Regions from separate parts of the Homo sapiens genome. Here region 1 is linked to region 2. Evidence: read pairs that join two places in POLR2A ChIA-PET (ENCODE). Cell type or tissue: B cell. All regions are shown on one strand. Links, peaks and the distances in the headings refer to the core of each region. The heading gives the core; the rest is flanking DNA.

Region 1 (16,244 bases), core at 3,630-11,629, 140 kb before region 2:
TCACCATGTTGGCCAGGCTTGTCTTGAACTCCTGACCTCAAGTGGTCCTCCTGCCTCAGCCTCCCAAAGTGCTGGGATTACAGGCATGAGCCACTGTGCCCAGCCTGATGCTGCCTAAAATATCACTTTTTCAGTTATCCAGCTATTAATCATAGCATGACAGGCACTGCTAGATGAGGCAAGACATATTCTCCTCGGAGAAGTAACAGTCTAGTACTCCGATGGGGGAAGTACAGGGCTCTGTGTCACTGCCTGTTCTGGACGGGGAATGGGCTTCTGGGAGCAGGAGGTATCCAAAGGCGAGTCTAGAAGGTTGAGCAGGAAAGAGTTTTTCCAGCAAACAGGCAGGTGGCGTGGGCATGGGGCCTTCTAGGCGGGGGCAGTAGCAGGCCCTTGGACTAGATGGGCAGTGGGCATAGTGTCTGGCATGGAGTGGGGGCAAAGTGTGAGGGAGCTGGCACCAGACCGGAAAGGGCCTCAGATATCATGCCAAGGGAACGATCGAAGGTTTTTAAGTAGCGGAGTAAGAAAACGAGATGCATTTTAATAGATTACCATGGAGAAAGATTTGGAAGCAGAGCAAGTCTGGAATATATGAGACAAGACCAGGCACAGTGGCTCATGTCTGTAATCTCAGCATTTTGGGAGGCCCGTGTGGGTGGATCACTTGAGGTCAGGAGTTTGAGACCAGCCTGGCCAACATGGTGAAACCCCATCTCTACCAAAAATACAAAAAATTAGCTGGGCGTGGTGGCACATGCCTGTAATCCCAGCTACTCAGGAGGCTGAGGCATGAGAATCACTTAAACCTGGGAGGCAAAGGTTGCAGGGAGCCAAGATCATGCCATTGCATATCACGTCAGTGCACGCCTGGGCACATCAAGATCCTGCCAGTGCACGCCTGGGCAACAGAGCAAGACTCTGTTAAAAAAATAAAATAGAGTAGAATATATGAGACAAGTTAGGGGTTAGTTGGAATAGTCCAAGGAGGGTCTGGGATGGTGAAGTGACAGTGGGGACAGGGATGAGGACAATGAAAAAGCTACTGAGGTGGTGGAATAAGGGTGAGGGGAGGCAGAGAAGAGGTCACAGAAGGCCTCATTCACCAGGATAAGATGTTTTGGTGGAGTTTGGAGGGTGGAGGGAGTGACTAGTCTTGTAAAAAAGCCATTCTGTCTATGGCAGCAGAACCTTGGACACCCAGGTCTAGGCTCCCAAATGCTACTTTGTCAGGACAGCTAGACTGTGTTTGGTTTTCAGAGGCTGAGACACAGTAATCAAACTCATAAGGGACTGCCTGACAGGTCCAAACACCAACGTGTTAACTCTCAGTGGGAATCAAACTTTAAAAAGCCTGAATAGATCTTCCCAGGGACCTGCATGCATGTGCCAGTCCATCAAGCGCCCTGGAGGCCAGAAGGTCATCAGAGGTCACCAAAGGAGAAGAAAGATGAAGATGTGCAGGTGGGTGGCCGGGGAATCTGTAAGGATATTTATGAAAACTTTGAGCAACTTGCTCACAAGGGACTGTCTTGTCTGCTGTTGAATCCGAGGTGCCTGTAGAAGTGAAAGCTTGTGCCTGCCTGACTGCATGCAAATCACCCAGAATGGTAAATTCCATTCCAGGTAATTTACCCTGGAATGGATGAACTACCAAGTTCTTTCTTTCCCTTTGATCTCCATTTCCCAGATGCCTCCTATTTCGGGCCACTCTGGTGGATACATTTTTCTACTATGGGCAGTGCTTTTATTTTTATATACTGTGGAAGTCAAGGATATAAAAGTTGAGCAATAGATTTACATATCATATGATGGAATCCACTCTTAGAGCTCAAAAAATGCTATAAAATCCCTATTTATAATATAAATTTCATGAGTAATTTTTACACTGAGTATTATTCAGTGTGCACATGATTTTTTAGTAAATCTTCAGATTATTTCTATAACAAGCCAATGTTATTTTAAAAAGCAAACAGGGGCCAGGTGCAGTAGCTTATGCCTGTAATCCCAGCACTTTGGGAGGCCGAGGCAGGCGGGTCACTTGAGTGAGGCCAGGAGTCCGAGACCAGCCAGGCCAACACAGCAAAACCCTGTCTCTACTGAAAATACAAAAAAATCAGCTGGGCATGGTGGCACACACCTATAATCCCAGCTACTCAGGAGGTTGAGGCAGGAGAATTGCTTGAATCCAGGAGGCAGAGGTTGTAGGAACCAAGATCCGCCACTGCACTCCAGCCTGGGCAACAGAGTGAGATTCCGTCTAGGAAAAAAAATTAAATTAAATTAAAAAAAATACAAAAATTAGCTGGGCATAGTGGCACACACCTATAATCCCAGCTACTCGGGAGGCTGTGGCAAGAGAATCACTTGAACCCGGGAGGCAGAGGTTGCAGTGAGCTGAGATCATGCCACTTCACTCCAGCCTGGGCAATGGAGCAAAACTCCATCTCAAAAAGAAAAAAAAAAAAAGAGAGAGAGCGAGATTGAAGAGCCTTAAAGTGCTCTTAGAATGCAACACGTGGGCTTGTTTGAAGTCTAATTCAAACACACCAGTCATAAAAAGATGTTTTGTTGAAACAGTTATTGAGTACCCAGTATCAGATCGTGTCAAAGAATTGTTAAATTTTAAGGTGTGGTAACAGCACTGTGTTTATGGAAGAAAATGTCTATATATTAATATTTTAGAGATGCATGCTAAAGTATGTAGCAGTGAAATGACACTACACCATGACATTTGGCATGTCTTAAAATACTTGAGCAAAGGGAAAAATAGATTAATCTGTAGCAATATTTTGATAATAACTGTTGAACATAAGTGATGATATATGACGGCTCATTGCATGACTCTATTTTGCGTATGCTAGAATTTTTTTTTTCTTTTTTTGAGGCAGAGTCTAGATCTGTTGCTCAGGCTGGAGTGCAGTGGCACAATCACGGCTCACTGCAACCTAGAACTCTTGGGTTCAAACAATGCTCCCACATCAGCCTCCCAAGTAGCTGGGACTACAGGTGTGCGCCACTACACCCAGATAATTTTTTTGTATTTTTTTGTAGAGACAAGGTTTCACCATGTTGCCCAGGCTGGTCTCGAACTCCAGGGCTCAAGAGATCTGCCCACCTCAGCCTCCCAAAGTGCTGGGATTACAGATTTGAACCATTGAGCCTGGCCTAAAATTTTTAATAATCATAAAAGTTAGGCCAGGCTTGGTGGTTCACATCTGTAATCCCAGCACTTTGGGAGGCTGAGGCGGGTGAATCACTTGAGGTCAGGAGTTTGAGATCGGCCTGGCCAACATGGTGAAACCCCGTCTCTACTAAAAATATTAAAAGAAATTAGCCAGGCGTGGTGGCATGCACCTGTAGTCCCAGCTACTGGGGAGGCTAAGGCAGGAGAACTGCTTGAACTCAGGAGGCGGAGGTTGCAGTGAGCCGAGATCGTGCCACTGCACTTCAGCCTAGGCAACAGAGTGAGACTCTCTCAAAACAAAACAAAACAAAACAAAACAAATAAATAAAAGTTAAAGATGGAGTAAACAGTAGCAACAATAAAAGTTTAAGTTTCTAGGGCAGTTTCTTATCACTCAATTCTCATTTTCTCATCTTAGGAGACAGAAGAAATTTATTTTCAGGTTGGGAACAAGGACTTGCTGATGTTGATTTAAAAACATTTTTTTAGAGACAGGGTCTCACTCTGTCACCCAGGCTACAGTGCAGTGGCATGATCATTGCAGCCTTGGACTCTTGGGCTCAAGGGATCCTCCCACCTCGGCCTCCCAAAACCCTGGGATTACAGGTGTGAGCCACTGCGCTCAGACCCTGATGCTGATTTTTCAGCAGGAATTTTGTAGACAATTGATGAGTAGGAGATTGTGATGTGGGTGTTGATGAGTTTTAGTGACTTGAAAATTTTCAAGAGGAAAGTGAACGCAGCTTTCTTTGCTTGAGAAAGGATTCGGTAATGGGCTGGCTGTCCAACAGCTCTCCGCGCCTGGGAGGCAGCAGAGGGCAGGAGCGAGAAGTCTGGCTTTCCATGCAGACTGACTGGGGTTCCAGTCCTGTCTTTGACTCTTAATTAGCCACAGTACCCTTGATAAGTCCCTCAATCTCTGTAAGCCTCTGTATCCCCTCTATAAATAGGGAATGTAAGGTTTTATAAGGATAAGTTGAGATATTTCAATGTTTACTCCATAAATACTCATTAACCATTAGCTACTGCTATTATTCTTGCTGCATTTGGGTCACTTATATTTCTTTGTTGTTAATTCTTTTTTGTAATATGACTTGCAGTTTCCTAAAATATGTATACAGGGAAAAGTGAGAGGATATTCCACTATCCAGAAGCTGGATAACTGCTCACATCCGTTTTTACGGTTCTCTTTATTTCATAGGGATCAGCCCGCTCTCGCCACATAACCTGTAGGATCCCCAGGGCAGATTGTGAGTGATCCTTGCACTCACAACTAACATTCTTACACATCTGGAGAGTGATTCAAGTCTATAATAGCAAACAGGTAAAGTATATATTTGAATGGAGATTCAGATACACACATTCAAAAAGAAAAACGAGGACAGAGTATTTGTTCACTGTTGTTCATTTTTAGAGCGTCTGACATAGTGAACTTTTTTTTTAATTTAAAAGTAAACTTTAATGTCGAAAATGCAAACTTGGGGAGGGCAGAAAGACCACACACAAGGCTGCCACTTCACACTTGGAGGGTTGCACGCAGAGGCGCTCCTCACTTCCCAGATGGTGGGGTGGCCAGGCAGAGGCACTCCTCACTTCCCAAGCTGTTGGGCCGCCGGGGAGAGGCGCTCCTCACTTCCCAGACTATGTGGTGGCTGGCCGGGCAGAGGCGCTCCTCGCTTTTTTTTTTTTTTTTTTGGAAACAGGGTCTCTCTGTCACTCGGGCTGGAGCGCAGTGGTGTGATCATGGCTCACTGTGGCCTCGACTTCACTTCCCCAGGCTCAAGTGGTCCTCTCATCTCAGCCTCCTGAGTAGCTGGGACTACAGGCACAAACCACTATGCTCGGCTAACTTTTTCTTAAGTTAAAGATGAGGTCTTGCTGTGTTGCCCGGGCTGGTCTTGAACTCTTGGCCTCAAGTGATCCTTCCACCTTGGCCTCCCAATTAGCTGGGACTACAGGTGTGAGCCACTGCACCTGGCCATAATGTGCTTTTATGAGAGGTCCATCTTCCTCTCTCTGAGGATGCACAATCCACACGTTTATACTTCATTAGGCCATAAAGACACTGTAAGAGGCCAGGCGCAGTGACTCATGCCTGTAATTCCAGCACTTTGGGAGGCCGAGGCAGGCGGATCACTTGAGGTCAGGAGTTCGAGACTAGCCTGGCCAACATGGTGAAACCCTGTCTCTCCTAAAAATACAAAAATTAGCTGGGTGTGGTGGCAGGCGCCTGTAATCCCAGCTACTTGGGAGGCTGAGGCAGGAGAATTGTTTGAACCTGGAAGGCGGAGGTTGCAGTGAGCCAAGGTGGCACCACTGTACTCAAGCCTGGGTGACAGAGCAAGGCTCCGTCTCAAAAAAAAAAAAGAAAGAAAGAAAAAAAAGAAAAGAAAAAAGGAAAAAAAAAGCACTGTAAGAGACTCTGGGACTGGGAGCAGTGGCTCACGCTTGTAATCCCAGCACTTAGGGAGGCTGAGGCGGGCAGATCACAAGGTCAGGAGTTTGAGACCAGCCTAACCAATATGGTGAAACCCCGTCTCTACTAAAAGTACAAAAATTAGCCGGGCGTGGTGACGGGCACCTGTAATCCCAGCTACTTGGGAGGCTGAGGCAGGAGAATCACTTGAACCTGGGAGGTGGAGGTTGCAGTGAGCAGAGATCGAGCCACCGTACTCCAGCCTGGGCGACAGAGCCAGACTCCGTCTCCAAAAAAAAGAGACTCTGGGCCAGGCGCTGTGGCTCACGCCTGTAATCCCAGCACTTCGGGAGGCCAAGGGGGGGTGGATCACGAGGTCAGGAGATCGAGACCATCCTGGCTAACATGGTGAAACCCCATCTCTACTAAAAATACAAAAAAATTAGCTGGGCGTGATGGTGGGTGCCTGTAGTCCCAGCTACTGGGGAGGCTGAGGCAGGAGAATGGCATGAACCTGGGAGGCGGAGCTTGCAGTGAGCTGAGATTGCACCACTGTACTCCAGCCTGGGAAAAAAACAAAAAACAAAAAAATACTCTGGAGGGAGAGGGACAAGGTACAAGGCTTGGAAAGGAAGACCAGACACTGGCAGCAGCAAACTACCACTGCAAACAAGGTCGAGAATTAGGGCTCCTAGAAGAATCCTATGTTGGTGTTCATCTGTGTTCTAGTTCACACCAGTAGTCCTGAGGTGGACTTTCAAAAAATCCTTAATTCACCATGTTAGAGATTTCACATTCCCATTTCTTCGTATTTAATTAATTAGTTTTAATTTATTTTTATTATTTATTTTTATTTTTGAGATGGAATCTCACTCTGTTGCCCAGGCTGGAGTGCAGTGGTGTGATCTTGGCTCACTGCAACCTCCACCTCGTGGGCTCAAGCAATTCTCTTGCCTTGGCCTCCCGAGTAGCTGGGACTACAGGCATAAACCACCATGCCCAGCTAATTTTGTAATTTTTGTAGAGACAGAGTTTCACCATGTTGCCCAGGCTGCTCTCGAACTCCTGGGCTCAAGCTATCCTCCCATCCCGGCCTCCCAAAGAGTTAAGATTATAGGCATGAGTCACTGTGCCTGGCCAACAGGTTTATTTATAATTATTATAAAGTTGTACTGCTAAAACTTGTTCACTGAAACATTCTGACTTGCATTGATGCTTTACCTCCCTGCATTTATACTAAAAACTCATACACAGATGAAAATGGGAAAACGGCCAATTGATTTCTCTCCCTTATTTTTCTACTCTCAATCATATACTTAAGACCCTATGGGAAAAAAAACCTGACATTCAGAATTACCAGTAATAGGAAGAAGAGAAAAATATTTTGGGAATGAAGTGTTTCCCATCATAGTTAATTCTTAAGCACGTTCTCTACGTAGGCAGTGTGTTAGCTGGATGTCTTTTGGCATAGTTGTTACACGTTTGGCATGGGTTGCACACAACTCGGTGTCTTCAAAAGGCCAAACAGACAGGCCTCACTTCCCTCCTGCAAAACACCAATAGCTGCGCTCTGGAAGCACAGATCTGTTTTTTGTTTGTTTGTTTGTTGTGACGTGCTTTCACCATGTTGGCCAGGCTGGTCTCAAACTCCTGGCCTCAAGTGATCCACCCAAACTGCTGGGATTACAGGCACCAGCCACCTGTAATGGTGCATGTGCCTCTGGGCACGTGAGCCCACCGTGCCCGGCCAACACAGATCTGTTTTAAAGTTCTGAGCAACTTTTCACACCAGACATTGGAAGGGAAGTTTGCAATCAGAGGTTTGGTGGACTTCTGAGCATGTCTACGTTCCCGGAGTGCCACAGTGGCAAGCCTGTAAGGATAGGGTTTCTTCATCTCTGCAGTAGAGGGCGCACTCTTGCAAGCGGCTTTTGTAGTCAGTAGCTCCCTGGGTGCTTTACCACAGGTCAATTTCAGGCAATTGGCTTTGTATCAGCCATGGTATAGAGACCTCCTTACTCACTCGCTTCTCCTTGTATAGAGTCCTCCTTTATCCTTCTCCTTGGGCTGTAGCTCGGCGAGCTAGAGGAAGCTCAGGGTTAGAGAGCAACAGTGGCATGGCTGCAGCTGCAAACATAATTGACTTCCTATCCTTACCTGAAAGATATCAGCACTAGAGTCGGCCCCAGTGTTCTCCGTTTTTCCACTCACTCTCATGAAATAAGGGCAAATGTCAGCCAAATGTCAAAATAACTGCGTAAAAAAAGCTAAAGTGAGCCGGGTGTGGTGGCTCATGCCTGTAATCCCAGCACTTTGGGAGGCTGAGGCGGGCGGATCACAAGGTCAGGAGTTTGAGACCAGCCTGGCCAACATGGTGAAACCCTGTCTCTACTAAAAATACAAAAAATTAGCTGGGCGTGGTGGTAAGCGCCTGTAATCCCGGCTACTCGGGAGGCTGAGGCAGGAGAATCGCTTGAACCCAGGAGGTGGAGGTTGCAGTGAGCTGAGATCATGCTATTGCACTCCAGCCTGGGTGACAGAGCAAGACTCCGTCTCGGGGAAAAAAAAAAAAGACAAAAAGAAAAGCTAAAACGGAGAAGGCACCACAGGACAGCCTCAAGTGAGGCAGGGCTGTGAGGCTGTGCCAGTTTAGCCTACCACAGGGGGCTTAGGAGCATCGGAGTTAAACATGAAAAAATCAATTCTGGGCCCATGGAGGGTAGCTGGCTACCTGGACAGGTTAACACCTGGGGAGTGCGTCTGCTGCTGTCATCCACCTAACCAGCTAGGCCTGGGCGGGGTTGCACCTTTTGCCTTCTCACTACCCCTGACTGGGTTTCAGCCTCAGATATGCTTCCCTGAGATTGCACTGGCCATAAAGATTAGGCCTGCCTGTCCCTAGTGCACCCCAGTTCCACCTTTGAGAGAAGAGCTACTCTCATCCCAGAATGTGTTGCATCTTGCTTGTTGGAGTCTCTAAGGATTACCTTATCAAGAGGCACCTTTGCTTCATTCCTCAGTATTAAATGTACAATTGATCCTGACTTAACCCATTGTGATCTGACTTCTATTTTTTTCCTTTTTTTAAAAAAAGATCTCACCTGCTGAAACTTCTGGGGTGACCACTGTTGAGTTTCAATTGCCAACGTTTCCCTAGACCTCTTTCTGTAGTACCTGGCATGTCACCACTCTCATCTGCAATTCTCTCCTTTTGGTTTAATGCTCCCTTCTGCTGCTTCTCTTCTTCCTCTCTGCCTGCTCCATCTTCCTCCCTTCATCCCGAAACGGTTGTGCTCCTTACTGACCCCTGCCTAGGCTCTCTGTCCCTTGTCATATCCTCTCAGGGTGGTCTGCTACTCCCAGGCTCTATCACACATATGCCGATGGCTCCTAGCGCTGCCCATCCTTGTTAGCTCTGGGTAGAGCTGCCCTTTGGAGCCCCCTCCACCAGGACATCACACAGGCACCTCAATCTCAGTAAGATCCAAATTGAACTCCTGAAGGTGAGGCGCGGTGGCTCACACCTGTAATCCTGGCACTTTGGGAGGCCAAGGCGGGTGGATCACTTGAGGTCAGGAGTTCGAGACCAGCCTGGCCAACATGGTGAAACCCTGCCTTTACTAAAAATACAAAAATTAGCTGGGTGTGGTGGTGTGCGCCCATAGTCCCAGCTACTTGGGAGGCTGAGGCAGGAAAATCGCTTGAATCTGGGAGGCAGACGTTGCAGTGAGCTGAGATCACACCACTGCACTCCAGCCTGGGCGAAAGAGAGAGACTCCATCTCAAAACAAAAACAAAAACAAAACCAAAACAAAAACAAAAAACACCCAACAAACTGAATTCCTTAGAGGCATCACCTGGCCCCTGCCGACTTCTTGACTTCTTCAGCCTCACACTGTCTCCGCATGGCTATAAAGTATAGCAGTACCAGATTGTAGTGGGCTGGCCACTAAGGTGTTCCTTATCGCTAATTAAATCGGCCTAAAATGGGAGAAAACAGAATGCTTTTCAGATGCTTGGAATAGTAGCTTGGTGTTGTGTCACAGTGATTCCATCGCTTTATGTTCAGAAAGCCTTGGTCCACGCCCTTTAAGAAACCTGGGATCCTCTTCCCAGGCAGCAGCACAGCACAGGAAAGGGGCTGCAAGCTCGAAAACCTATAGGACCAGGCATCCTCTATGAGTGGAGGTGGGTAGTGGGGGAGTGGTGAAGTGGAGAACATATCCCACAGCTAAAGGGAGGGGACAGTCCCTTCCCAACTTCAGCAAGGTATTGCCTGATGTGAATGTTGCCATCATTTCTGAATTTTCAAGGGAATGCAAAAACCTGGATTTTTCATATGAATCTTCCAATTGTTAGATGTTGGCAACTAATTCAAAATTTAAAATACACGATGTGAGCCGATTATTTTTTTGAAAACAAGTGTGAATCAAACAAAACACATCTGTGGGCCATATCCAACCCCTGGGTCACATGTCTGTGAACTATTGAGAGTACAAAGTGTGGAGGCTTTGGAGTCAGACAGACATGGGCTGAATATCAGCTCTGTTACCCTTTAGCTGTGTGTCTTTGGGCAAGCCACATAACCTAATTCCTCATCTATAAAGCAGGGATCACAATACTTACCTCACTGAATTATAATGAGGATAAGAGATCATATATGTAAAGTGGCTGGCACACAGCAGTTCTCTAACTAAAAACTAACTATTACTGATCAGCACTATTGACAGACCTACAAAAAGAATGTATGTACATGGTCAGCATAGGAAAGTATGGTACAGGAACACCACCAAGGAAGTGCCACAACACTTCAGTCCCTAGAGGGCAGTTCTCAGCGGTGGCTTTCCTTGTGCCTGCTCTCCCTACTGCAAATCATCCTCCGTCCCTTGGCTCTGATTTGCGGCTCACCTAGCACCTTCCCGATCCCTGCTTCCATCTTCTATTTCCCTGGCACTGGGAATAGGCAGCCCTAGATAAGTGATGTGGCCATTACAGCCTACGAATAGAAACCCCGTGTTAGAAAAGAGCCTTCTGATTTGCACCCCCGTCTTGCTTGAGTTTAGTTCTCTGGTGCACTAAAAAAAAGTCAGGTGCTCCAGGGCTTCACAGCTGGGCTTCTGAGCCTGGGACTGGAGGGAGGGCCTGACCAGAAGATATCCTTCCTGAGACCAAATGGAATCCCTAGACATTACCCTCTATGTCACCCCCAAACTGTGTCAGCCAGGAGGCGCTCCTGCAGGGTCTCCCAGAGATCAAGAGACCTGGGCCATTTTTCTTATTTGAGAATCCAGAGAAACTAAAAATAAAGACTTGCCAAGACAGGCTTTCATAGCATATTTTAAATATTTATGTTTAATAAATTAACACGTTGTAACACACAATATAATGCTACTTAGCTGTATTAGTCACAGCATAATTACAGAATTAATATATACATATATATTTATACATACACACATATATTTTCTTGCCCCATGGGTCCCCATGAGTAAATATATTCATAGAGAACTATAGAAATTGGGACACCAGTTAAAACTGTGTGACTTTTTTTTTTTGAGACAGAGTCTCTCTCTGTTGCCCAGATTGGAGTGCAGTGGCATGATCTCGGCTCACTGCAATGTCTGCCTCCTGGGTTCAAGCAATTCTCCTGCCTCAGCCTCCCAAATAGCTGGGTCTACAGGCACGTGCCACCAAGCCTGGTTAATTTTTGTATTTTTAGTACAGACAATGTTTCACCATATTGGCCAGGCTGGTCTCAAACTCCTGGCCTCAAGTGATCTGCCTGCCTCCGCCTCCCAAATTGCTGGAATTACAGGTGTGAACCACCACCTCCGGCCAAAACTGTGTAAAGTATGCTCTTCTTTCTTTGAAAGCATTGGTGGGGAGTTAATACAGGCAGGACTTAAGGGGTTATAATCCTTGACATAAGGGAAGAAGGCAGAAATGAAATAATATAATTCACCCAAAAGATAAGAGAGGAGAAGTAAAGAAACAAAACAGGTAGGAAAAGAAGAAAAGATTTGGCAAGGCTGGGTGTTGTGGCTCATGCCTATAATCCTAGCACTTTGAGAGGCTGAGGTGGGATGATTCCTTGAGGCCAGGAGGTCAAGACCACCCTGGGAAACATAGTGAGACACTATCTCAAAAAAAAGATTTTTAAATTAAAGGAAAGATTTAGCAAGATGGTAGACTTAACCACAACTACATCAGTAATTACATTAAATGTAACTGGACTAAACACTCCAACTAAAAGACCAATTTAGGGAGTGAGTCTCTGGGACTGAATGTCTAAAATTGAAACGCTTTGTGAACATGAGGCCTTGGCTCATTTTCCTTCAGGGTGTCCTATGATGACTTCAGTACCCCCAACAAAATAGGTGTCCTTGCTGTCTCTCAGAACTTGCCTTTCCCACTGTACAGAAAGCCCTTTATCATGTCTTCTCTCTGTTGTCCTGGAGACTCCTTTTTACCATCTCATGCTTCAAAATTCAGCTCCTCTGTGAATCCTTTGACTTTCTCTTGATGACACACACACACCTTCTCTCTGAAATTATTCATCCTACGGCATGCTTTTGTTATTGTTATTTGAGATTTGTTGTGCTGCTTCCCACTAGCCTGAGGACTCATAGAAGGAAGGAATTATGTAAATTCTTGTCTGTAACCTCAGCACCTAGCAGTGGGCCTGGCAGGCGGTAGATGCTAAATGAATAGATGGATAGATGCAAAGGCTCTAGCAAAAGGAAAGTGTTTAAAATGAAACCAAGGGCAGGAGGCCAAAGACAGAAAGTGTTTTGTGAAATCTCCCCCATGCGGTAATGACATCTTTATGCACTTAATGCACCTCTAGCCCTGTACTTCTCTGAATTCTGGGTAGCATCCCTCTGTAAGGCCCAACTTTTCCTCTCACTTGGGACAGCCTCACTTCTTTCTGGTGAAATCCCTCCTACCTTCAAGCCCAGTTCAACAGCAATCATCATCTCTGGCACCTGGACACAGCCACATAAAGTTCACAGCCATACATATTTTCTCATTTGACCCAAACATCCACCCCATAGGTAGATATTATTACTTCATTTTTCACAGACAAGGAAATAGAGGCCCAGAAATTATTTCATTGATGAGAAAATTGAAGCCAGAAAGGGACTTGGTCAAAGTCTCACAGCGATGGGGGCATAGTTGCAGCTTCTACTCAGTGCTGGGAACACCCTTAGTTGTGACAAGGATGCTGCTTTGACTTTTAGGGTTGCTATGTGAGAAGCAACATCTCAAAAAGGAAAATAGCTTTTCTCTCATGCTGTCTCCTTCCTTCCTCTCAGTGTCTAAAATCATGAAGAGCTCTTTGGAAGCTGTAAGTGGCCTCTTGCAAAAAGGAGGCATAGGTTTTGGGTGGAGGCTGTGATAAGACTGCTGTTTGGATGAAGAATCCCTGTTGCAATCTTCTCTGTCACAGTGGTTGTATAGACAGCCTCTCGTAGGCATTATCCAACTGGAAGCAAAGAGAAACCCTTATGACTTCCAGGCACTTCCCCAAAGCCTCTCAAAATTTACTGAGTACATATCCTGGGGTTGGACAACACAGTTTTTAGTGCCAGTACTTACCATTCCCAAGCCCATGGCAGACATCAAGAATGAATCGCAGGACTCCTTCCCACAAAGCTGGAAAAATAGCCCATCTCAATGTAGCAATCCAGACAGATTCAATCAATTGACTGGAGTTGATGCATGTCATCAAAGTTATTTAACATTTTATCTTATTGCATGTCAAGCCCAGGGATAGGGAATACAGAGGTGAAAAAAATTTTCTCTGCCCTCAAATCTGGAGGCAGGACATAGGTAGGGGTTAAGAGGAGACAAACCTGGGAACACATATTTATAACCAGGTTAAGTTTAAAACCAGGGTTAAATGTATGAACCCAGTATTGTGGAAGTACATATTAGCCAATGACTAATTCCGCCTAGAAGTGAGACACAGAGGTGGGTTTTGAAGGATGAAAAGGAGCTGAATAGGCCAAGCAAAGTAGGAAGGGTATTACTGGCAAAGAGACTAACATATACTAAGGCTTAGAATAACAGAAAGCACTAGAACAGGTAGGTGTAAGGAAAAGAAAACCTGTACCCAGAGTGAGAAAAACCATTTCCCTTCATCCCTCTATGCTGTAGTTACATCATCTGTAAAAATAATAATACCTGGCCGGGCGCGGTAGCTCACACCTGTAATCCCAGCACTTTGGGAGGCCGAGGTGGGCGGATCACTTGAGGTCAGCAGTTTGACACCAGCGTGACCAACATGGTGAAACCCTGTCTCTACTAAAAATACAAAATTAGCCAGGTGTCCCGGCACATGCCTGTAATCCCAGCTACTTGGGAAGCCAAGGCAGGAGAATCGCTTGAACCTGGGAGGCAGAGATTGCAGTGAGCCGAGATCACGCCATTGCACTCCAGACTGGGCAACAAGAGTGAAACTCCATCTCAAAGAAAAAAAAATTGTAATACCTATCTCATAAGGCTGTAGTCAGGATTCAGTAAGATAATGTATGTAATGCCCTCAGTATGGTGCTGCCTGCTTCAATAAAAGTCAGCTCCTAGTGATGTCTCCAGAACATCAAGGAGCATGAAGCTGATATTTGGCAATTGAGCCAGAATACATTTGAAGGAGAGGAGTATCATCAGATTTTTAAAATGTTTATGTTTTCCATGATTAAAACATATGTTTATATCTGTTTATATCAGAAGGGTTGAAAACATTTTAAATAGAAGAAAAGAGAATCTTACCTAACCCTACTACCACGCAGAGAGGACTTCTGTTAATATATTGGTGCCATGGTTTCCAGTCTTTACTCAGTGCAATTCTTTTCTATGCCTATGACCATACCACATAAACAAGCTCTCTGTTTTTTCTACATACAAATTATTATGTAAGCAGTTTTCCATATTATTATAATCTCTTTGAACATATCATTTTAATGACTCATATTCATGGAGTGGATAGACTATAATTTACTCAGCCATTTCGCTACTGTTGGACACATAGGTTGTTTATCTTTTTTTTTTTTTTTTTACTCTTGTCAATATAATGTTATGGGAGAATATCTTAGCACATAAGGCTTTTTTCTGTACTTGAGACTATTTCCTTTAGATAGAGACCTACATGTAGAATTAGAGGCTTCAAGGGTCTTGATTAAAGGCTACCAAATTTTTTCCTGAAAGGGTGTATTTACACTCCTTCAGCAGTATTTGTTTCACTGTAGCCTTACCAGCTTTGAGCATTCTCATTTTAAACAAAATCATTGCTAATGTGTTGGCTGCAAAGAACAAGATCAAAGGCACAGTGTTTTTCTCACTATTCAGAAGCTGGAGAAGAGCTCATTTGTGTGTCTCACATGCATGTTCTGTGTTACAACCTCTCAGTGCTTGGTTTTTATCTGTTTACTGAGGGAGGGATCTTCAGGTTATTATCACATATAGTTAAAATAGTAACCCTTTGTCATATTTTATTTTATTTTATTTTATTTTTTTGAGATGGAGTTTCGCTCTTGTTGCCCAAGCTGGAGTGCAATGGCATGATCTCGGCTCACCGTAACCTCCACCTCCCGGGTTCAAGCAATTCTCCTGCCTTAGCCTCCCGAGTAGCTGGGATTACAGGCATGTACCACCACGCCCGGCTAATTTTGTATTTTTAGTAGAGATGGGGTTTCTCCATGTTGAGGCTGGTCTTGAACTCCTGACCTCAGGTGATCCACCCGCCTCGGCCTCCCAAAGTACTGGGATTACAGGCATGAGTCACTGCGCCCGGCCATATTTTAAAAGAAAGATTTTTCTTTCTTTTAATGACAAACAAATGACTTTGTTTGTCATTTGCCTTTGAATTAAGGCTTTATGTTCTGATGGAAATAAGTCTACAGATCTTTTCCTTTGCAATAGCTTCTCCTTTCCTGTAGAAATTTGACAGGCAGGACTTTTTAGCTCTCTCTGGGTAAGTCACCTTTCCCTCTGGACCTCAGTTTCCCTGTCTTTTAAATGGTTGGATGGGTGGAGATGTGATTTCTCAGCTTCCTTCTAGGTGGAGATTCTTGGGCTCTGGACTCCACAGTGCAGCTCAACATTGGCAACCCTCTCCACATGCTCTGGGACTCCAGCTGCGGAATCTCCTCTCCTTGAGACTGAGAGTTCATTCAGCGATCGTCTTTTGAGCATCTACCACACGCCAGGCACTATTCTAGATGCTGGGGATATGGTAGTGATGAAAAAACAAAGTCCCTGCCATCATGACCTCTAGTAAAGGGAGATGGACAACAAAGAAACCAGAAAGTTATAATTCAGATGGTGATAAACACTATGGAAAAAAATGAAACAGGGTAAAGGATTAGGGAGTGCCAGGAAGCAAGGAAGGAGGGAAGTTGCTTATATAGGAGGGTCAGGTGACATTTTAGTGGAGACTTGAAGGAAGTGAGGGAGCCGGCCAGGCAGATATCCAGAAGAGCATTCTAGGTAGTAGTTACCGCAAGTGTAAAGGCCCTAAAGCAGGAGGCCAGCATGGCTTGAGCACAAGGATTGAGGGGGACAAAGCAGGGGAGAGGGACAGAGAAGAGGTAGGTGGCCTTAGGGCTCTCATAAGGACTTGGCTCTCACTGAGCGAAATGG
Region 2 (16,244 bases), core at 4,010-12,009:
AGTGAGACCCCATCTAAAAATTAGCCAGGCAAGGTAGTGCACACCTATGGTCCTAGCTACTTGGGGGGCTGAGGTAAAAAGATTGCTTGTGTCTAGGATTTGAAGGTTACCGTGAGCTATGATTATGCCACTGCACTGCAGCCTGGGCAACAGAGCAAGACCTTGTCTCTAAATAATAAAAATAAAATGCTATAAGGGTTCAAAAGAAGAGTGACTAGGGATGACTTCGGAAAGAAGTCCTGAGGAGAGAGGAATAGGTATTACCAAAGACAGGAGATACTGATGTATACACAGTAATTGCAGTTGACAAAGAGTAGGCATAGCTAATTGGAGCAGATTGTGTCTATGGCATAGTGGATTTCATGCATTCTTTAACAGAAGAAACCACCTCAAAATTTTTTTTTAATGTTGAACTTCAGTATATGAAAGAGAAGGGAAGCCCACACAGTGTTTTTTTTGTTTTTGTTTTTGTTTTTGAGACGGAGCTTCGCTCTTGTCACCCAGGCTGGAGTGCAATGGCGTGACCTTGGCTTACTGCAACCTCTGCCTCCTGGGTTCAAGCGATTCTTCTGCCTCAGCCTCCCCAGTAGCTGGGATTATAGGCATGAGCCACCACGCCTAGCTAATTTTTGTATTTTTTAGTAGAGACAGGGTTTCATCATGTTGGCCAGGCTAGTCTCGAACTCCTGACCTCAGGTGATCCACCCGCCTCAGCCTCCCAAAGTGCTGGGATTACAGGCGTGAGCCACCACACCCGGCCCACTCAGTTGTTTTGATTGAAGCAGAGTTCTAGGTCTCCAGGAACAGTTTAAAAGCTATAGGCTGGGTGCGGTGGCTCACGCCTGTAATCCCAACACTTTGGGAGGCCGAGGCAGGTGGATCATGAGGTCAGGAGTTTGAGACCAGCCTGGCAACATGGCGAAACCCCATCTCTACTAAAAATATAAAAATTAGCTGGGCATGGTGGCGCATGCCTGTAATCCCAGCTACTTGGGAGACTGAGGCAGGAGAATGGCTTGAACTCTGGAGGCAGAAGTTGCAGTGAGCCAAGATTGTGCCATTGCACTCCAGCCTGGGCGACAGAGCAAGACTATCTTAAAACAAAAACAAAAACAAAAACTGTAACTAGGCTGGGCGCGGTGGCTCACGCCTATAATCCCCAACACACTGGGAGGCTGAGGTGGGAAGATCTCTTGATCTCAGGAGTTTGAGACCAGCCTGGGCTACAATAGTGAGACCCTGTCTTTACAAAAAAAAAAAAAAAAATTAGCCTGGTGTGGTGGTGTGCACCCTTGTTCCTAGCTACTTGGGCAGCTTAGGTGGGAGGATCACTTGAGGCCAGGAAGTTGAGGCTGCAGGGAGCCCTGTCCATGTCAGTGTGCTCCAGCCTGGGTGACAGAGTGAGACCATGTCTCAACACACACACACACACACACACACACACACACACACACCCTTATAACTGGAAGGCAGAAATGGGAAATATTAGAATAGGCACAAATCTCATACTTATTTATTGTTTACTATGTGCTAAGCACTTAACAAATATCTCATTAAAATCTTATAATAGGCCCCTGAGAGAATTACTGTTATTCCCATTTCGTGTAAGAAACTTCTCTTTTGTGTAGAGAAGTTTAATAAGTTCAAGGATAAGCAACCAGTAAACTATAGAATCAGGATTAAGATCTTAGGCCTTCTGCCTCCAAAACTCATGCCACACTGAATGTGGAAGGCTTTAATGCTCCTTCAATGCGGAATTGTATTTTGTAAGCCAAAGGCAATTTTTGATCAGAAGAGAGGTATAGACTTATAGCAAGAAGAGATACTGAAGGCTGGACATGGTGGCTCACGCCTGTAATCGTAGCACTTTGGGAGGCCAAGGTGGGTGGATCGTTTGAGCTCAGGAGTTTGAGAACAGCCTGGGCAACATGGCAAAACCCTGTCTCTACTAAAAGTACAAAAAAAAAAAAAAAAGTTAGCTGGGCATGGTGGCGTATGCCTATAGTCCCAGCTACCTTGGGGACTGAGGTGGGAGGATCGCTTGTGTTCAGAAAGTCAAGGCTGCAGTGAGTTGAGATAATGCCACTGCACTCCAGCCTGAGTGACAGAGACCCTTTCTTAAAAACAACAACAACAACAACAAAGAGAGATTGAAGATAATTTAATCTAAAACTCATTATACAGTTGAGAAATTTATTTTTAGCATTCTACAATGTTTTAGTGATACTGCTGAAACCCAAACCCAAATTCTTTTATTTGAAATCTAAAGCTCTTTCCATTACCCCAGCCTGGCATTTGTGGTGGAAATAAAATAATAGTCTGGTCAATGTATGTCTGAGGAGGGAGATGGAAAACCATTTAGAAAGTTATCTGGGTATGAGTGTAGATAAAGGCTTGAAAAAGTAATAGCACTGGAAATGGAAAGGGAGGTATAACTATGAAGGTTGATAAAACACGTGAACTATGAAGCACAGTATATAGTCAGTTTATGCACGTGTTTGACTAGCAAGCCCCTGTTCACTAGATTTATTGTTAATCCTTTATAACAGCTATCATTTATTGTTTACTGAGTGCTTGCACATGAATTATCTAATTTAAATCCTCTTTGAGATAGACATTCCCATTTTATAGGTGAGGAAATTGACATTCTGAGCAATAATTTGCCCAAGGTCTTATAGCAAATAAGTGGTAGAATCATGGTACTGAAACCTATGCTTTTAACCAATATGCCTTAACATACCTAAACTGTAGGTGCTAGTTCACTTCTCTATCCTGGGGAGATATGATAGTGGTAAGGAATACCAGTGCTACAGAATTGAAATATACTGGGCCGGAAAAAGTGGAGATAATTCTGAATATGATATATTTTCTTAGGGCACTTGAAGTCGTAATATATATTTTTCATGATGAGTATAAATTCACTAGAAACCTGAGGTTAAAATTGAGTGGTAAGAACTTTTGCCAAATATTTAGGGATGGAAATTGGTGTCCAGGGAAAAAGAAAGTACTGTAACTTATATCTTATACTGTAATTTCCTCCCTGATTTCTTCTTATACTTTATATTTCTCTCCTGTGGCATTTTAAATGTTCTCTCTTGTATAATTTTTGTTGATGTGTGTCTTTTACCCTCAGTAGACTGTAAATTCCTAAAGGATAGTAATTACTGTGCATTTATGTATTCTCTATTGTTGCTTTTCTTGTTTTGTATTCTGCATTTGTTTATTGCATGCTTAGAATATGCCAGATCTGGGTCGGGCGTCGTGGCTCACGACTGTAATCCCAGCACTTTGAGAGGCTGAGGTGGGCGGATTACCAGCCTGGCCAACATGGCGAAATCCTGTCTCTCCTAAAAATACAAAAATTAGCCAGGCATGTTGGTGCATGCCTGTATTCCCAGCTACTTGAAAGCTGAGTCATGAGAATCACTTGAACTCAGGAGGTGGAGGTTGCAGTGAGCCATCTGGGTAACAGTGTGAGACTCTGTCTCCAAAAAAAAAAAAAAAAAAAAAGCCAGATCTGTACTAAGTCTTTAAGAGTGAGTAAAATATAACGTCTGCCCTTCTGCTCTCCAGAGGCTTATTTCTAATAAGGAGACAAATGTAACAAATTTAATACAGTATAATGACTGTTGTAATTATGAAGTTAAAGGTACAGTGGAGGCTTAATAGAGAACTGAGCAATTTAACTTAGAATTTCAATTTGTTGGCCAGGTGCGTTGGCTCATGCCTGTAATCCCAGCACTTTGGGAGGCTGAGGCAGGCGGATTACCTGAGGTCGGGAGTTCGAAACCAGCCTGACCAACATGGAGACACCCCGTCTCTACAGTACAAAATTAGCTGGGCCTGGTGGTGCATGCCTATAATCCCAGCTACTCAGGAGGCTGAGGCAGGAGAATGGGAGGCGGAGGTTGCAGTGAGCCGAGATAGCGCAATTGCACTCCATCCAGGGCAAGAAGAGTGAAACTCCATCTCAAAAAACAAAAAAAAGAATTTCAATTTTTTTTTTAATGATTAACAAGTGAAAAGTCTCAGCTTGTGAGAATAAAGAAGCAAGCAACTATTTTCTGTACATGCAGCTATACTTGCTGATAGATACGTGGAGCACAGGTGTCTGTGAGTTAGTGGAATCACTTTATTCTTCCATGAGAAGCATTGGTATTTTAAAGTGGGATGAAACCTGAAAATAAGAATACAAAGTAAAAAGTGTTTTATAAGAAATCTATTTTATTAAAGAAAATCTTTAGAAAGTTCATTTAAAATTTACCACCAAAATTCAAAGTAATGGTGCTTAAACATCTGGAAAAGAGAACAAAGTGTAATATCTTTTCATGTAGTGTAATATCTTTTCAAATGTAGTTTATTAGTTTAAAATCCAGTTTTTCCTTTCTCACTAAATCTTCTCAAACCAGTAGATAGAACTCCCACTGGATTTTCTTGTAACTCCCATTTGGTTCAGAAGGAGGGAGCAAAGAAGGTAGGAGCTGGGGCCTCGTGGTAGCATACATATTTGAAATTGACTGAGTGTGAGACAATAGCAAGTGGTGTGAGTTGTGCCACGTTTAGAGAGGACTGATTATTGCCACCTAGGATTATAGTCTCAGTGTAACATTTTAAGGTTATTTGAAAATTTCTGAACTTACCTGAACAATGAATGAATAAATGAAAAAAAATGAAAAAATAAACATTTTACACTTAAATATTTCATTTAGATGAACTTTATAGAGGAGCTAGTAGCCAAGCTTCTATTTTTGAGATCTCCATAATGGTAAAGGGGGTCACATTTGTCCCCTATGTAGTCCAAAATCAGTCCCCTGTCCTGGACCTTATCTCTAGAGAACCTCAGTATGTCTGGGGCACAAGAAGCTCTACATTTAGGGCTGGGCTCAGTGGCTCATGCCTATAATCCCAGCACTTTGGGAGGCCAAGGTGGGCAGATCATTTGAGGTCAGGAGTTCGAGACCAGCCTGACCAATACAGTGAAACCCCGTCTGTACTAAAAATACAAAAGTTAGCTGGGTGTGGTGGTGGGCACCTGTAATCCCAGCTACGGTGGAGGCTGAGGCAAGAGAATTGCTTGAATCCAGGAGGTGGAGGTTGCAGTGAGGCAAGATTGCACCACTGCACTGCAGCCTGGGCTAGAAAGTGAGACTCTGTCTTAAGAAGCTCTACATTTAACAAGCCCTCCAGGTAATTTTGATGAGCAGCTGGGCTTAAGAACCTTATCTCAAGAACATTTTTTTCCTATACAGGTTTTGCCCTTTGATGAGCTAAATGTAGAGGCAAAGTGGGTGAAGTGAAAATGACTAGATTGTTGCCACTACTTTTAAGTAAAGTAAGAACAAACTTACGTGATGCTGTATAGGTTACACAGCATTTTCATATTTCATTTAGTTTTATAATCCTTTAAATAATTGTTATTATTAATATCCCTATTTTGTAGTTGAAGAGAGGGAAGTACCAAGGAGTTAAATGACTTGCTCAGTGTCCCCCAGCTTGTTTGTTGTAGAACTGGACCTTCAACCCAGATCTCTTAACTCCCAAACCCTGTTTCATGCTCATAGTGGTAAGAGGCAACCTGGATGCAAAGTTGATGTGTATTACAGGTTGAGGAGGGGTGAATAGTTTCATGAACTTTTAAAAAGCAGTTCCATTTTTAAATTCTTCCTAGAGCTTCTATAAACCCTTTTTAAGACAGCAACAGTGACTCTGGCTTATTTGCTACTAGTTCTCTGCTTTGTTATATTATCACCCAAGCCCACCACGGGTGGGTAAGACTACCCACCCATGCTAGAGAGGGTAGTCTATCCCATGCTAGAGAGGGTAAGACTTCTTTTTTCTTTTTCTTTCTTTTTTTATTTTTGAGACGGAGTCTCACTCTTGTTGCCCAGGCTGGAGTGCAGTAGCATGATCTCGGCTCACTGCAACCTCCGTCTCTTGCGTTCAAGCAATTCTCCTGCCTCAGCCTCCCAAGTAGCTGGGATTACAGGCACACGCCACCACGCCTGGCTAATTTTTATATTTTTAGTGGAGTCAGGGTTTCACCATGTTGGTCAGGCTGGTTATGAACTCCTGACCTCAGGTGATTCACCTGCCTTGGCCTCCCAAAGTGCTGGGATTACAGGCATGAGCCACTGTGCCTGGCAAGACTTCTTTTTTCTAATGGCCACACTCCTAACAAGTCATGCTTGTGCATCACCTGTTTCTTTTTTTTTCTTTTCTTTTTTTGAGAGATGGAGTCTCGCTCTGCCACCCAGGCTGGAGTACAGTGGCATGATCGAGGCTCACTGCAACCTTTGCCTCCCGGGTTCAAGAGATTCTCCTGCCTCATCTTCCCAAGTAGCTGGGACTACAGGCTTGCACCAGCACACCCAGCTAATTTTGTATTTTTAGTCGAGATGGGGTTTCACTGTATGTTGGCTAGGATGGTCTCGAACTCCTGACCTCAAATGATCCACCCACCTCAGCCTCCCAACGTGCTAGGATTACAGCCATGAGCCACCACGCCTGGCCTCGACTGTTTCGTATTGACTTCCAGCATGTTGTGTTGTTGGAATTCCCAGTTGAGTTTGAAACAGATTTTCCACTTGGCATATTAGTAGTTCCTATCATGCCATTCATACTTGCTTTGTTGTTTCACATTTATCTTTTCATAGCATGAAATGTAATGATTGGAATTGCATTATGGGCTACATCTTCTCTAATTGGTTCAAAGCAAATAGAGATTGGATGGGAAAAGTCAGTGGATTATGGGCCTGTACAAAAGTGCTTTGATGAACATCCATGTCATGTACATCTCCTCAATACTAAAAATACTGGGTCATAGAATGGACACATGCTTTATTCTACTAGTTATTTTAAAAATAACTAGTAGAATAGTTATTTCTACTATTTAGTAGAATAGTTATTTCTACTATTTAGTAGAATAGTTATTTCTACTATTTAGTAGAATAGTTATTTCTACTATTTAGTAGAAATAACTTTAAAAGCAGAAAGCATTTAAAGTGTTTTACCCATTTATTTTTATTTTTTATTTATTTATTTATTTTTTTGAGACAGAGTCTCACTCTGTCACTCAGGCTGGAGTGCAGTGGCGCAATCTCGGCTCACTGCAAGCTCCGCCTCCCGGGTTCATGCCATTCTCCTGTCTCAGTCTCCAGAGTAGATGGGACTACAGGCGCCTGCCACCACACCCGGCTAATTTTTTTGTATTTTTAGTAGAGATGGGGTTTCACCGTGTTAGCCAGGGTGGTCTCGATCTCCTGACCTCGTGATCCGCCCACCTCAGCCTCCCAAAGTGCTGGGATTACAGACGTAAGCCACCACGACCGGCCGTTTTACCAATTTATAATCCCACCAGCTGGGTATGAGAGTTTCAGTTTCCCTATGTCCTCAAACTTTAAAATATATGTCAGTTTGACAGGATAAATGTGATCTCATTGCTTCTCATTTGTTTTCCTGGTTGAGTGTCATTTTGTGTATTGATTGACCATTTGGGTTTTCTTTTCTGTCATTTGCCCTTTCTCCATTAAAAACAAAACAAAACAAAACAAAACAAAAAACCAAAAAAAAAAAACTTCCTGTTTGACTATTCCTATTGACTTGCAACAATTCTTTATATATTTTCTGCACATCAGTCCTTTGTTATCTGCTGCAGAGATCCTCCAGTCTGTGCTATTCATTTATTTGTTTATTTTGTGGCTTTGGTGTACAGAAGTTTTTTTTTTTTTAAATGTAGTCAGATGTATCAGTCTTTTCCTTTGTGGTTTGTGGGTTTTGTGGGGGCGGGTAGTTTTTGGGTTTTGTCTTTTTTTTTTTTTTTTTTGAGACAAATTCTTGCTCTGTTGCCCAGGCTGGAGTGCAGTGGCACCATCTTGGCTCACTGCAACCTCTGCCACCCGGGTTCAAGTGATTCTCCTGCCTCAGCCTCCCAAGTAGCTGGGATTATAGGCATGCACCACCATGCCTGGCTAATTTTTGTATTTTGAGTAGAGACAGAATTTTACCGTGTTAGTCATGGTGGCCTCAAACTCCTGACCTTAGGTGATCCGCCCGCCTCGGCCTCCCAAAGTGCTGGGATTACAGGCGTGAGCCACTGCGCCTGGTCTGGGTTTTATCCTTCTTTAGCCTGAGGTCATTTTTGCATGCCTGTATTTTCTTCAGAAAGTTTGAAATCTTTGCTTTTTCCACTTAAGTTTTAAGGGAGCTAGAGTTTGTTTTGTGTGTTACCTGAGGTGTCTTTTTGCCGTATGGATAACAACCAGAGCTGTTGGCATTTATTGTAGTCCTTTTTTTTTTTTTTTTGAGATGGAGTCTCACTCTGTTGCTTAGGCTGGAGTGCAGTGGCACAATCTCAGCTCACTGCCACCTCTGCCTCCCGGGTTCAAGCAATTCTCCTGCCTCAACCTTCTGAGTAGCTGAGACTACAGGCATGCACCACCATGCCCTGCTAATTTTTGTATTTTTCAGTAGAGACAGGGTTTCACCATATTGGACAGGCTTGTCTCAAACTCCTGACCTCATGATCCATTTACCTTGGCCTCCCAAAGTGCTGGGATTACAGGTGTGAGCCACCGTGCCTAGCCTATATTGTTGTTTCTAAACAAACAAACAAACAAACCTCATTACTATAGGGAATTAATCTGCAGTCTTCTTACTAGGTATTTATAATCCATGTGTGAGAACAATCTCAAAGGAAAAGAGAACTGTATCAGAAAATTTAGCGTAAGGTATTTATTTGGACAGCCTTTAAATGTTTATTTTCTAAAGGTAGAACATTTATTTCTACAGATTTACCTTCAGCTTTAACAAAAAATTGGCCGTCAAAACCTGAGTCCTGTCCTCTTGCTCTCCTCCCCGGACAGCATGAACTTCACCACTTGCTCCACCCTCTCCACCAACTACCAGTCCCTGGGCACTGTCCAGGCACCCAGCTATGTGCCCAGCTGGTCAGCAGTGTGGCCAGTGTCTATGCAGGCATCAGGGGCTCTGGTTCCCGGATCTCCATGTCCTGCTTCACCAGCTTCCAGGGCAGCATGGGGTCCAGGGGCCTGCCCGCAGTGATGGCCGGGGGTCTGGCAGGAATGGGAGTCATCCAGAATGAGAAGGAAACCATGCAAAGCCTCAACGACCACCTGGCCTCCTACCTGGACAGAGTTAGGAGCCTGGATACCAAGAACTGGAAGCTGGAGAGCCAGGAGCACCTGGAGAAGAAGGGACCCCAGGTCAGAGACTGGAGCCATGACTTCAAGACCATCGAGAACCTGAGGGCTCAGATCTTTGCAAATACTGTGGACAGTGCCCACATTGTTCTGCAGATCGACAATGCCTGTCTTGCTGGTGATGACTTTAGGGTCAAGTATGAGACAGAGCTGGCCATGTGCCAGTCTGTGGAGAGTGACATCCATGGGCTCCACAAGGTCATTGATGACACCAATGTCACTTGGCTGCAGCTGGAAGCAGAGATCAAGGCTCTCAAGGAGAAGCTGCTCTTCATGAAGAAGAACCATGAAGAGGAAGTAAAGGGCCTATAAGCCCAGATTGCCAGCTCTGGGTTGACTGTGGAGGTAGATGCCCCCAAATCTCATGACCTTGCCAAAATCTTGGCAGACATTGGGCCCAATATGACGAGCTGGCTCCGAAGAACTTAGAGGAGCTGGGCAAGTACTGGTCTCCGCAGATTGAGGAGAGCACCGCAGTTGTCACCACGCAGTCTGCCGAGGTTGGAGCTGCTGAGATGACGCTCACGGAGCTGAGACATACAGTCCAGTCCTTGGAGATCGACCTGGACTCCATGAGCAATCTGAAGGCCAGCTTGGAGAACAGCCTGAGGGAGGTGGAGGCCTGTTACACCCTGCGGACGGAGCAGCTCAACAGGATCCTGCTGCACTTGGAGTCAGAGCTGGCACAGACCCGGGCAGAGGGACAGCACTAGGCCCAGGAGTATGAGGCCCTGCTGAACATCAAGGTCAAGCTGGAGGCTGAGATCGCCACCTACCACCGCCTGCTGGAAGACAGTGAGGACTTCAATCTTTCAATCTTGGTGATGCCCTGGACAGCAGCAACTCCATGCAAACCATCCAAAAGACTACCACCTGCCGGATATTGGATGGCAAAGTGGTGTCTGAGACCAGTGATGCCAAAGTTCTGATACCTTAAGCCAGCAGAAGCAGGGGACCCTTTGGGGAGCAGGAGGCCAATAAAAAGTTCAGAGGTTAAAAAAAAAGAAAAAAAAAGAAAAAATATTGGCATTGTTATGGCATTAACAGCTATATATATGTACTTTTTTCAAAACAACATTTATAGCATAACTTGAATTTTCTATTTATTAGTATATACATTTTTCTTCTTTTGAAATGTGTATTTTCTAGTTTATTGGATATTGAAAACAATCTTTGATTTATCATTGTAATTTAAGTTCACTGTCTCTTTTCCAGCAATTATTCTTTTTTCTCTTTTGTGCAGTAGTAGAAAACAAAATCCAAGCAAGCATAGACCGGCAAGATATTCAGCTGTCTGGAAGTCTGGAGATTTTGTCCAGCAAGAAGCCCCCTAACAAAAGGCAGAATGCCAAACTGAGTGCTGACCTCTGACATGGCTCTGATACCCCAGGCCCATTAAGAGAGCCTTTTCTCCCAGCGGGGAGGTGATAGAATATTCTGAATTTTCTGTTGAAAAACTAAGACTATATGCAAAGAAAAATTCCCCCCAACGGGTGCAATTCTATCTGGATGATGCCGTCTCAAAATAAATAGCCTGTGAGGTTTGTGGCTTAGAAGACTTGTGACCCCATACCTCTTTGTGTCGTTTTGAAATTTTGCCTCCAGTTCTGTTTCTCTGACAAGACCCATGGCCACCTGCAGCCTAATGCTGCCATGAAGCTTTGTTCTGCTCTTTGGTTGCTGCTGGGTTCTTCTTGGATTGAAAAGAAAAATCACTTCAATCAGTCCATCTATAATGAAATACTGATCTAATGTTTGATACTCCACCATGAAATTAAAATGAAACCGCCCTTGCCACCTCCACCCCCAGCGCCTGTTTCCGAAAGTTTTATGAAGCTTCGTGGATGCTTTACCTCAAAGATGCCCTTGGGCTTCCTCCAGGAGAATGAAGAGGTCAGTGAACCTGCTTCCTGTCCCCTGTTCCCTGTCATGCATTCAGAATCAGAGAGCAGCAGATTCTGAAGTCAAGCTGCCAGAATCTCATGCGCTACCATCTCACCTTAACCACAGGCTACTTCTTTACTTTCAACATCACTGATCAAAATCAGATTTCATGGTGGGTGGGGGATAGTGGGGGGGTGGTGTAGGGAGAAGTAAGGAAATGCTGTCTTTTGTCAGTACAAAATCTGGCCCCCTCAGACTCTGCTGCCCTGAGTTAAATTTAATCTCTCTTTCCATCAATTCCAGTCAGGTTGAGCAGTTAAAGTATGATGTCTATCAACTGCAGACTGCTCTCAGAAACTTCCAGCACCAGTGCTATGCAAGGGAGCAGCAGGAGAGACAGCGAGAAGAGCTTCTGTCTCGAACCTTCACTGCTAACATAAGCCAGGCTTGCGGTGGGGGTCGGCCTGCACTTGACAGATTGTGGGGGCTGGAGTTCAGATCTCTGAGCGTCATCTTTTTTAGGGGGTATCTGAAAAAGATTGATGAGGAGGAAACCAACCCTAAATGACAGGGACTTTGTGCATTGCCACAGAGACTAGACCTAGACAGAAGAATCTCTTTTTCTAACACAAAAACCTGAAGAAGAAGCAGTTAAATTGAAGGGGAATAGGCAGAAGTGAAAATAACCTGGTTGGACTGGTCTGAGACAGAAAGGTGGAAATTCACATGGTGGAAACGTTTTTCTGATCAGATAGAGACAGATGGTTAGAATTTAGGCCATTTGTAGAGAAGGCAGCATTTCAAAGCTGCCTGCGCAGTTGCCATTGTGCCGAGTTTGTGTGTGGTTCCGGTGTCAGGTGCATTAAAATGTTTTTGTCCCTAGTCTGAGCAGCGATTTGAAGGAATTTGTTAATAGATATTTAGGGTTAGATGGACTGCTTGCCTGAGTGTGTCCGAAAGTGTGTTGGTTTCCACATTTGATTTCTCAGAACCCATTGTCCCCGTCTTTTAGTCTTAACCAGACCATTTCCTGAACGTGGCTGTAGAACATATTGGCCTTTTCTGTGTCATGCATAATATATTCCACCAAGTGTAGTGTGCTTTGGCTTTTTGTGTGTTTTTTTTTAGAGGTTTATTTTCCAGAGATGTTAACTTTCTAAGCCTGTTGTTAGAATTCACATCATTTCCCACTTTGCAGATGTTTAATCCTCAGTGCTTCATCCTTGCTTTGCAATACATTTCCCCAAGTGTTTCAAAATGTGCCTATGTAGTTTTTGCTTCTCCAGAGTAAAAAATCAAGTCACAGTGGTTTTTTGTTTGTTTGTTTTTGTTTTTTGAGACAGAGTCTCGCTCTGTCACCCAGGCTGGAGTGCAATGGTGCGATCTCAGCTCACTGCAACCTCTGCCTCCTTGGTTCAAGTGATTCTCCTGCCTCAGCCTCCCTAGTAGCTGGGATTACAGGTGCCTGCCACCAGGCCCGGATAATTTTTGTATTTTTAGTAGAGACAGCATTTCCCCATGTTGGCAAGGCTGGTCTCAAGCTTCTGACCTCAGGTGATCTGCTCGCCTCGCCCTCCCAAAGTACTGGGATTACAGGCATGAGCCACCACGCCTGGCCAAGTCACAGTGTTTAACAATTCAAAAATTTAATGAACTATAAGACACACTAAAAGATGATGTTTGGATTTTAGATTGTTACAATTATGATTCAAGTCTTTTTTCTGTGAAGGATGATCACTCAGGATTATTTTGTTTCTTGCCAGCCTGGTGTGATGCTGGGCATACAGTGGGTTCTTAATAAACACTGACTTGCAAGATGAAATTTCTTCCTGGTCATTCTACCATCTGGAGCTATAATACATTTTTCTGAGAGATAATGGACCATCAGCCATACCTTTTGAGATGGCAGGGTAAGAAAGATTTGTATATAAATGGAGTTCTGTAAGTGCTTGGCAAATTCCTGAGAGAAGTCTCTGAGTCTTTCAAACACTAGCATCTTTTGATGCACTGAGCATTAGCTGCATGTTTGTTGGTGTGCTCTCAGGGTTCAAACCAACACAAGAGCCTTACAGTGCCCAAGGTGGTTGGGGTACAGCTTGGTTTTATATATTTCAGGGAGGCATGAGGCATCAATCGAATACATGAAGAAATACAATGGTTTGGTTCAGAAAGGCGGGACAACTCAAAGTGGGGGCTTCCAGGCTATAGTTAAATTTAAATATTTTCTGGTTGACAATTGGTTGAGTTTATCCGAAGACCTGGGATCAATGGAAAGGAATGTTCAGGTTAAGATAAAGGATTGTGGAGACCATGTTTTGTTGTGCAGACGAATCTCTCAGCAGAGTTCAGGGGGAAAGTAGGTTATAAAATGTTTCTTATTGGACCTAAAAGGGTGCCTGGCTTATAGTTTATTCTCTCCTGGATCTGGAAAAAAAGGAAGGAAAACAAAGAGGAAAGGGGATTGATTCTCTATAGAATGTGGATTTTTCCCACTTGAGATTTGGCAGGGCAATTTCAAGGTATGGCAAGGAAATATATTGTGGGTTAAATATTTTTTCCTTGTGCCAGAATTACATTGAAAAGTAAGTCATGATATATAGGGTCAAATAAAACCCATCTCGTGAGAATTTATGGTTTGTAGGGCATGACTCCCTAGACCCCTTAGGTAGGAATTTGGGCAAAATAAAAAATCAGAGCTTAGTCATCAACTGTATCCGGGCAGCCTGCCTTCAGAAGTCCAGATGAACTCAGATGAGCAAGCTGGACTTTCTCAATTCCTTCTAGAGCCTGAAACTCAAAACCCAGAGACCCTTGAAGAGATCCAGTCCTCTTAGCACCAGCAAGAAGCCCCAGCACAGCTTCCACAGCTCCCTGAGGAGGTAGAACCTTCTTTAACCCAGCAGGAGTCCCCAGCTCTGCCTTCACAGTCCCTTGAGGGGGTCGCTCTTCTTCAACAGAGCAGGAGTCCCCAGCACAGCAGCTACCTCCCTCTGAAGAAATTGTAGCTCAGCCATCAATACATCATGAGGTAAATGTCCCATTTAAAAGTTGGAGTGAAGCTCAGCACTCACACTTGCCCAATGTCAAGCCAGGAACAGGCTGCCTCTCTGCCTCCAGAGCACCCCAAGGAGGTCAACTCTTCCTCAGCCCAATTAAAGGCCCCAGCTCAGACAACAGAGTTCCCTGAGGAGATGAAACCTTCTGCAACTCAGCAAGGGACTCCAGCTGAGCCTCCAGGTCCTCCTGTGGAGGTTGAACCTTCCCCCAGTGAGCAGGAGCAGCCAGTTCAGCCTTGTGAGTTTCCTAGGGGAGTTGAACCTTCTCAGACCCAGCAGGAGGCCCCAGCTCAGCTCCAGAGTCTATGGAGGGTGCAGTTCAAACTCCACTGAATCATGAGGTGACAGTCCAACTTCCAGGCGAGGATCAAGCTCATTATAACTTGCCCAATGTTACAGTTAAACCTGCGGATGTGGATATTGCCATAACTTCAGAGTCTGCCAAGAAGACTGAATCTTCTCCAGCCCAGCAGGAGGCCCCAACCCAGTCTCCAGAGGAGGTGGAAACTTCTGCAACCCAAGAGGAGGCCACAACTGATCCTCCAGGTCCTCCTGTGGAGGCTGACCCTTCCCGCAGTGAGCAGGAACAGCCAGCTTAGCCCTCTGAGTCTTCTGGGGAGGTTGAATCTTCTCCAGCCAAGAAGGAGACCCCAGCTCAGCCTCCAGAACATTATGAAGTTACAGTTTCACCTCCAGGTCACCATCAAGCTCAGCATTCCGGTTTGCCCAATGTCACTGTTAAGCCTCCAGATATGCAGCTCACCATAGCAACAGAGCCTACTGCAGAGGTGGGAACTTCTCCAGTCTACCAAGAGGGTACAGCTCAGCTCTCAGGGCCAGTTAATGATGTAGAACCTTCTGCCACCCAGCATGGGGGCCCACCTCTGCCTCCAGAGTCATTGGAAGAGGCTGGGCCTTTACCAGTTCAACAGGAGACTTCAGTTCAGTCTCCAGAACCTATTAAGGATCAGAACCCCTCTGCAGCCCAGCAGGAGGCTGAGCATCCACAGACCCCTGAGGAGGTTGAGTCTTCTCTAACCCAGCAGGAGGCCCCAGCTCAGACTCCAGAGCTCCTTAATGAAGTTGTAGCTCAATCTCCAGAGCATCATGAGGTAACAGTTTCTCCTCTAAGTCATGATCAAGTTCAGCCTCCAACATTGTACAATGTCACTGTTAAACCTGTGGATCACATGGTTACCATGACTCCAGATTTCACTAATCAGGTTGAAATTTTAACCCAACAGGGGGACCCAGGTCAGCCCTTAGTGTCCCCTGAGCAGTTTCAACATTTGAAACACCAGCAAGAGATTATAGTTCAGCAGCTAAATATCCCGAAAATGATGAACTTCCTCCAGTCCATCAAGAGCCCACAACTCAGCTTCCAGTCGAGCTCTCTTCAGACTTTGAAAGTTCATTGAATGATGGGATGATATTTTCACCTCTAGATCTGTCTTCAATATTCAGAAGTAATTCAACTTTGCCTAATACCACAGTTAAAAATGTGGATATGGAGCTTCCCATACCTTCAGCAGTCACTATGGAGGTTGAACCTTCTCCAGTCCAGCAAGACAACCCTCCTATTCCCACTGAGCAGGCTGACTTTTCTCTAGCCCAGCCTGATCTGCCTTCCCCACCTCTGCATTCTCCTGAAAAGATTGAACCTCCAGTCCAGTAAGAGGCCACAGCTCAGACTCCAGATACCCCTAAGAAGGTAGAACCTTCTCCAGTCCAGCAAGAGTTCAAGCTGAGTCACCAGAGGCCCCTAAGGAGGTTGAACCATGTGCAACCCAGCAGGAAGCCTCAGGTCATCCTCCAAAGTCCACTGAAGAGGTCACTCCTCCACCGCAGCAGGAGATATCAGCTCAGCCATCAGAGCCACCTAAGAAGGTCGAACCATCTCCAGTCCTACAGCAGCCCCCAACTCAGCTTTTAGAGCCAACTAAAGAGGTAGAATCCTCTCCAGTCTAGCAGGCAGGCCCTGCTCAGTCTTCAGAGCCCCCTATGGTGACAGAACCCTCTCTGACCCAGCAGATAGCCCCATCTTTGCCTCCAGAGTTCCCTCAGGAGGTTGGACCATAACTAACTC

Evidence for each region. ChIA-PET counts read pairs that join two places held together with the same protein. Peaks named below come from ENCODE experiments on the same cell type or tissue, not always from the same donor. Only the 100,000 strongest peaks of a DNase experiment are listed, where the experiment ranks them.
Region 1: POLR2A ChIA-PET joins it to region 2 with 5 read pairs; 3 of 35 experiments call an interaction of 5 or more read pairs at or near these places.

What each region holds. Positions count from the first base shown.
Region 1 is chr17:28,408,270-28,424,513 of GRCh38, reverse strand. It overlaps LOC124903964 (a long non-coding RNA gene), which reads right to left and starts at 13,812. Exons shown (of 2, transcript XR_007065688.1): 1 at 13,203-13,812; 2 at 10,933-13,089. It also overlaps the pseudogene H3P41. RefSeq lists an enhancer at 15,307-16,147. In B cell, for the core only: CTCF peaks have their summits at 7,305 and 7,504 (motif pointing right); a DNase peak (open chromatin) is centred at 7,513; H3K27me3 peaks cover 287 bases.
Region 2 is chr17:28,269,955-28,286,198 of GRCh38, reverse strand. It overlaps LOC101926984 (leucine-rich repeat-containing protein 37A3), which reads left to right and starts at 13,731. Exons shown (of 1, transcript XR_001752821.1): 1 at 13,731-16,244. It also overlaps the pseudogene KRT18P55. RefSeq lists an enhancer at 2,913-4,112. In B cell, for the core only: no CTCF peak of the experiment used is centred there; DNase peaks (open chromatin) are centred at 7,758 and 8,026; H3K4me3 peaks cover 333 bases; H3K27me3 peaks cover 4,411 bases.